Linked DNA regions of Homo sapiens: region 1 is linked to region 2. The links are chromatin contacts, found by Hi-C or POLR2A ChIA-PET in ENCODE. All regions are on one chromosome and are shown on one strand. The core of a region is the stretch at or near the end of the contact, and the rest is flanking DNA. Distances in the headings are between cores, read along the strand shown.

Evidence for each region. A loop is a pair of places that touch in the nucleus more often than their neighbours do. ChIA-PET counts read pairs that join two places held with the same protein, here RNA polymerase II (POLR2A). Pooled maps may share reads with other maps.
Region 1: a loop to region 2 is called in a pooled map, with 5 times the contacts of the local background. The contact joins the enhancer-like site here to the promoter of SECISBP2L in region 2. A Hi-C loop is called at or near these places in 1 of 37 single-sample maps with no recorded cell type and 3 of 50 pooled maps. POLR2A ChIA-PET finds 5 or more read pairs at or near these places in 2 of 52 experiments (AG04450 and activated CD4-positive, alpha-beta T cell).

What each region holds. Positions count from the first base shown.
Region 1 is chr15:49,470,184-49,474,093 of GRCh38, reverse strand. The region is part of intron 11 of FAM227B (family with sequence similarity 227 member B); the gene reads left to right. The region is part of intron 2 of FGF7 (fibroblast growth factor 7); the gene reads right to left. Among named protein-coding and RNA genes, the nearest start is that of FGF7, 49 kb to the right of the region's middle. RefSeq lists an enhancer at 1,986-2,035. Within about 2 kb of position 2,218, at least 2 of the 41 ENCODE cell types and tissues checked have a DNase peak (open chromatin) inside an H3K27ac peak, as active enhancers do.
Region 2 is chr15:49,045,121-49,048,673 of GRCh38, reverse strand. It overlaps SECISBP2L (SECIS binding protein 2 like), which reads left to right and starts at 2,228. Exons shown (of 18, transcript NM_001193489.2): 1 at 2,228-2,398. The coding sequence starts at 2,375. RefSeq lists enhancers at 1,762-1,891, 1,992-2,341, 2,632-2,771.

The DNA.
Region 1 (3,910 bases), core at 969-3,468, 430 kb before region 2:
CCTGTCATTATTTTAGAGTTTGAATATAATAAAAAGTTCGCCTATCAAAAATACATTTTGTTTTAGGTTAGTATATTTTTCAAGGTTATATTATAAAGTTTGTTTAAATATGTATTATATATAAAGGCAAATGTCAACTGTTCCCCTGCAACAAATGATGAATGTTCCTCATTTTCTTTACATTAATTATGTTTTTAAAAACCTCATGATTTTTGAAAAAATACATTTTAAAATGACCTCATACAGCATGTGTAGAATTAAAAGTGAGTTAAATAAATATATGTTGAAATATAAATGTTATAACATCAAAGATGACAAAATCTAGTTTTGGAATCTAATCATTAAAATTCTTTCTATGCTTTAAAAAAATTAGCTCACTTATTTTTACAATTTCTTTGGTTTCCAAATGTTGAAATAAGAGAAATAGTTTTATTCTTCTATTTGTAAATAGTGCTCCATAAATAAAATATTGCTGGGGTAGAGAGTCATTATACCCCTCCAAAACGTGAGACCAACTCCAATATGATTGTCACAATATTTTCTGTAACATACAAGTTATTTAACAAGTATTTACTGAGTGTTTATTGCCAGACCCATTCTTGGCACTAGGACTGTAGTGATCTGAAGAAAATTATCTAAAAGTTAACTGTAAATTGTCAAATATACATCAATTTAAAAAATAAAAGCGAATTTTGGAGTTATTTTATGCTTCTAATAACTTATATTTAACTCAATGTTCTTTATACTTTCTCTTGTTAACCAATGGTTTGTTAAGGTTATAAATTTAGCAGCATATGACAATGAATGAACTTATTTATATAATAGTGAACATCATCATGACTTCATTAAATGACAAAAGGATGAGTTAACTAAACTGTGAGTAAATCTGTCTCATCTTTCTAAATTCCTGGCATTCATATTTGATATGTTTGTGGAGGCACTCAAACCATTCTTTTCTAAATTGAAAAAATACAAAAATGTTTTTAAAAAATATTCAGTTGAAAAAAGATTACAGTATGCCTTTAGTTAAATTAATCCCCCAAGTACCTTTGGAAACATGAGTGGTCCACATACAATTGCTTAAGAAATGGTGAGTTTTAATTCAGCCACTTTAATTCTGTTTATAATTTGGCATGGAATAAATCACAAATAACTGATACATGAGTATATTAAAATGTATGGTACCCAAAAAATTAGATACTCCTTTCTCTTATTTGTCATTAGCAAATTTGGGAAATGTCTTCATCTGTAATGTCATGTAACTTTTCCATCTACTATTTATCATTACATCTGTGCTTTTTTTCTACCCATTTGAAGTTACACGTTTTGATTCTAGCCCTTTTCTTATGAGGCATAATAAGCTTTCTATTCTCTTCTTGTCATATCTTTGCCCCTTAAGTCTTCAAGCTTATGACAGTATAATGTCATTCATTGTGATGTTCATTCCTTCAATCATATGTACGCATTTTTCTCCCCAACTTTCTGAGCAAAGACTTTTAATTGTTCCCAACTTTTATTCTCTCCTTTTTCCATAGCAATAGAATTTTTAGCTGACTGCACAAAATAAACTTTCCATTTCCCAGTCTTTTTTGCAGCTTAATGTGGCCATGTGACCAAGTTTTAGCTGATGCGATTTAACTGAAGTGTCCTATGGCAACTTCCAAAAGTCTTCCATAAAAGGTACCCAGCAGAAGCCCTTTATGCTCACTTTTAATCACTTTATTCCACCTTCCTGCTGGAATTTGGATTCTACCTTGGGTTATGAGAACAAAGAGATTATGGAACGGTGAGCTAAATGGACTTGGAAACTTCCAGATGTTTTTGTGGAGCAGAGTTGTCACTCCTCCAGATGTTTATTGCATGGAGAAATAAACAATTTTTTAAGCCAAACTGAATCTTAACTAATGCACCCCAATTTCACTTTACTTCAAATGCGTTCTTCATAAAATGTACATAAAACTCCAGGAGCCTATTTTTTCAGTTATTCTAAGCTAACAGCCAGAAAGACAAGTCTTATTTTCAACACTGTTGTTAATGGCCAGGTGTTTACTTTCACAGCTTTTTTTTTTTTTTCACTTCTAAAGTCATGAGATAAAACTAGAAGAAAAAATGAAAACAACACCTGTGCTGTCATGTCTTTCACTTTCTTATCCAGAACTTCACTGTCACGAGGGATTCCAAGTTTCTTCCGGTGCTGTCATTTATTCCTGCATGTGTCAGCATTTAGTTAGCTTGATACGTCTTTTCTGGCTGCCCTTTAGATCTTGATACACGTGTCAGGAAGACCACAGCTCCCCACTCAGCAAACTGTCAAACCTGTGTTCAGCTGCTTCCTAGCCAAGAAATTACCTAATGTCAGCTAGCTTTTCTGGATGCTCATTATTGTTACATAAAGCATGAGATGCTGTTGTCACTCTCAAAAAGACCAGATTCGCCATTCTTGATTAGAAAATCATAACTTTCCATTTTTGAATAAAACAAGTCATTGATTACTTAACTATGTTCAGTACTCTACATATCTGTCATCTTTCTTCTGTATATAAATTCATTACATTTGCCATATTATTATTATTATTATTATTATTATTATTATTATTATTATTATTATTTTGAGATAGAGTCTCACTCTGTAGCTCAGGCTATAGTGCAGTGGCGCCATCTAGGTGCACTACAACCTCCGCCTCTCAGGTTCAAGCAATTCTCCTCCTTCAGCCTCCTGAGTAGCTGTAATTACAGGTTGTGCCACCACACCAGCTAATTTTTGTATTTTTAGTAGAGGAGGGGTTTTGCCATGTTAGCCAGGCTAGTCTCGAACTCCTGACCTAGGTGATCCACCCACCTCGGCCTCCCAAAGTGCTGGGATTACAGGCACGAGTCACTGTATCCGGCCTCACATTTGCCATATTCTTAATGATGGTTTGGATTCCCTAGCCTCTTTAGAATTTTTCTTCTTGGCTTCCTTTCTGAATTAGTTTTTCTACTCCCTTTAAAAGTACTTATCTTTTCTAATAAGCTGTAGCATAGAAAAGAGTATCAACAAGACTTTTCACTTTCACATCTACTCAAGAAAAACAGTTTATATTATACATGAATTGGTAACCATCTCAGGCACAAGATGTGGAACAAACACAACAAATATGTTCCAGGTGGGCTGCAGTAGTTCCCTTGGTGTCCTTACATCCTGGAATTTCTCCCAGCAAGCTGTTTGAGTTCTTGGATGTATTTCTTTTCATTCTTTCTAGATGACACCCTTGTCACTGCATTTCTACTTCATTGATCTTCTAGAAAGTGATACATAATACTGGAATGTACCACCTTAATGTCAAACTTCAGCAAATATGATAGATCACAAATACTCATTTATACTTAACAGCAATGATCCAAATTATTTCTATCACATTTACACATTCCTCTTGCTATGCCCATTTTTTCAACTTCCAGGCCCAATGGATGTTGAGGCTAAAGCAAAAGAAGTTAGAGAAGTCAAATATCATTTCAAACACAGGTCATTTTGAGAATTAAGGTATCATAAAAGTTAAGGGGATGCTATTTTTACTAGGTGGGAGTGATAATGTGTTGGAGTTTTTATGAAGATATTAAGTTTGAAGTGATAGTGGTTTTGTATATACTTGTCCTAAATTTGGCATAAGAAAATCACTTTGTGATCTAGATCCACAGTGAAATTGTAGCTGTACTAGATATGTAGGATCAACAGAATTGCTTATTGGTAATAAAAAAGAAATTTGCTCAGCACCAAAAAATTTCATATCTGACTTTTTAAAATATAGTGATAATGATAGTGTTTTAATTTTAAAAATATTTAATATGTACTCAGTGTTCCCAGTGTTAAAGAATTATAAGGTGCCACTTAAAGTATTCTCACATGTGGTTTTTCTATCCCTGTCTTCCT
Region 2 (3,553 bases), core at 979-3,478:
GATTCTGTTCTTATAATTTTAATGAATGTCTTGTACATAGATTCTCAATGAAAACAATTTTACAGTCATAAAAATCCTATAATGTGGAAAGATCCTTGGGAATCCTATATTTAAATTTCCTCAGATCATTCCTCAGAAGAAGGAAGAAAAGCAAAAGTACTATAGTATTTTTATGAGTGCATTGCTATTATCTTTTTACTCAGATGAGGGTATATTATGGCTATAGACCACCAGTAGGAAGACAATCTGAAAATTCAGTTATTTTGTCTTTCAATTGTGAAGGAGGACGGTCATCTGTTAGTTTACATAACTACTCCTTATAAATAACTTAGTTTTTCTGAGCAACCAACCCTAAATTCATTCAGCATTCACTGAATCCCAGCTAGGTGTGTGATAGGCACCAGGGACCTAACATTACGTTAATTGCACATATATTTACAAATGTTACATAAATTTGCAGTTCAAATACACATGCATTGATATTAAATTTGAGGTGGCAGAAAATTTACTAAAATTAAATAAATATATTTAAATGTAAATATAAATGTGTAAATATAAATGTTTCTCCTTTCAAGATGTTTCTATTGCCAGCCTTGATATAAGTCTTGCTGACACAATATAGCTCCTTTCAGCAGGCCAATATATAATACAGGTTGAATGTCCCTTATTTTGACATACTTGAAACCATAAGTGTTTCAGATTTTGGATTTTGGAAGATTTGCATTATACTTACTGGTTGAGCATCTCTAAACTGGAAGTCCAAAATCTGAAATGTTCCAGCGAACATTATCCTTAAATGTCATGTCTGTGCTCAGAAAGTTTCTAATTTTGGAACATTTGGGATTCAAGAGGGTTTGGAATTTCATAGTTTCCATTAGAGATACCCAACCTGTATCAACATAAGTACAGCAAGGGGCCTTCACATAACAAGCCTCATATTGGAGTCTAATAACCAGACTAATAACCTAGACTAACTGAAAAGGCAATTAGTCTTTACTGATATCTCCTGAAGCATGACAAAGCAAATTTCTTAAAATCTCTTTCCCATTCCTAGCTGTGGATCTCCACACCAGTGCCCCAAACAGCAGCCACCTCAACTCTACCTTCACTTAAGTGTAATTTAGCTTATACAGTTGTCCCTAAGTATCCCAGGGGGGATATTGGCTCCAGGATCCCTGCTGATACCAAAATCCATGAGTGCTAAAGATCCTTATATAAAATGGTGTAGTATTTGCATACAATCCATGCATATCCTCCGATATACTTTAAATCATCTCTAGATTACTTATAATACCTAATACAATGTAAATGCTGTATAAGCAGTTGTTAAACTGTATTACTTGTATTTTATTGTTGTACTTGATATTTCTTTTTTCCTCAAAATATTTCTATCCGCAGTTGGTTGAATCTTCACAGAGGGTGTGGGTGTTGGAGGGTGTGTCTGAGGAGATGCCCAGAAGAAATTTGCCATGCTAACGGTAGTGCCCAGTTTCAAGACAGTCTCTGCCCTTAAGGAGCTAAGGATCTGAAGATAAAATAATTACCCGTTGGGTGGTGTTATACAGATCCTGCATAAAATTAGGATTTCTGAGATGGGCGAGGTCAGCCTGGATGTGAGCCTAGAAGTGGGCATGAACCTGGATAATGAATTAACTCTCAATAAATATTTGTGGGGAGCTTCCTAGCGGGCCTCTTCCAGTCATTCTGTGTATGCGTTTTACATATGCATTTTTCTAGGGCAAGACTCCATTATTTTCAGAATATTCTCATTCCTTTATAGTCATGACTCCCTTTATTTGCGTAACATAAGGAAGGAGCAGATGTACGGTGGGCAGATGAAAGCTTTTCCAACATCACTAAGAGGTGGTTTCAGATCCTGAAGAGGTCTTTGAAGTCCCGGGAGACCTGGGTCCCAAGTGGTCTGACACTTCTCGTTTAACAGTCGCAGGGGTGGCGTGTGGTTCGGGGCACCTGCTCCTGGGCGCCTCCACCTGGCCTTAGCCTCCAGGCCAGGCCGGGTTCCTCCTACCCTTGCTGAGGCCATTTGCTGTCACTCCGCCCACTGCCCCTCTCTGCCTCCTCCCCACTCCTTTTCCTTCCGTGCGCCTCCATTTCTAACTACGCCTCCAGCCCATTCGGGCCCTCCTCGGCTTCCGTCCCAGATGATCCCTCCCCGAAGCTGCCACCGCCTCCTCCATCTCCCGGAGCTGGAGCCGCCTCCTCGGCCAGTGGCGTAGCCGAATCGGTGTCGCGGCCAGCCAGATAGGGGCGGAGGTCCGGAACCCAGTCTGGACCCGAGCGGGGGGCCATGGAGAAAGCGGCCCGAGGCGCTGTTTACACCGACTAGCGCGGGCCCGTTGCGGCTGCAGGCACCATGGACCGAGCCCCCACGGAGCAGGTACGCGGGTTTGGGCTGGGCCCGCCGAGCCGGGGGTTGGGGTCGCCGCTTCCTCACAGGCCAGGCCCAGTTCTCCGAACGTGGGGACCGGGGGCCGGTCCTGCGGCCGCAGACCCCCTCACCTGGGAGCCTGGCAGCTCCCAGCTCTCCTTCATTGTTCCAGCTGCTGCCTGGGACTTGGGGGCTTTTCCAACCCTGATTACTTCCCAGGCGGAGGGCTCGCCGTTGCCGCTTCTCCCCTGCTTGGTGAAGGGGTCAGAAGGCTCCAAGTTGTCCCTGCTCTCCTGGGAGGAGGGCTTATAACTTCTAGTAGTCTCCCCGCTTCCCCCATTCCCTTCAGCTCTGGAATGTGTTTTCAAGGTGGAAAGGCGTTTGAAGGCTTCTCACCCAGAAAGACTGTAAGAGAATGTGTGGTAACTACAGATGAAGGGAAGTCACGGGCCTTTTAGGTCTGTGTTCAATGGAGCGAAGCATTGTTTTTGCAGTGGTTTTACGGAGGTGTTTCTTTTAAGAAACGATACTACGATTTCCCCTTGTCCTTTTATCCAGTTATTTTGCAAAGAATTGTAATTAGTGGGTTTTTTTTTAAAGCTAGCTCTATTTTAAGGGTGTAAAGCATAAGCTTATTTTCGAACCCGTTTTCATATTCGCAAAGTAGTCCTATTAGTGTTCTGTTTTATTTTTATTTGCATCAAATTCCTGATTATGCATGCTAGTAGGTGGTAGCAGGCAGGGATGATAACAGTGTTAAAAGTAATCGAAAACAATAGTTTCCCCCCCAGTATTTTCCACTCTTAAGATCTCTGCGAAACGACTTAATTTGAAGTCCAAGTTTATTCACTCTCTATTCCCTTCTTCGAAGGCCTTGCCCATTGATGACTAGATGACGGAAGAAGAGAGGCTAGTAATTTCTGCCTATTAATTTTACAGTTGGATAATTAGCACCTGAATTAATGAGATAAGATTTCCCAAATTCCTGTATGTGTCTATATGTAGTTGAAGCCGGTTTGTATTTTGAAATCGGACTCTTAGCAGGCAAAGCACAGCTTCCTAGTTGTGTATACTTGTTTTTACAGAAGACTTTTTTTTTTAAAAAAAAGCTTTATGTGAATGTAACTCTGAAGACACAAATGAGTTTTATAAAACAATACATGG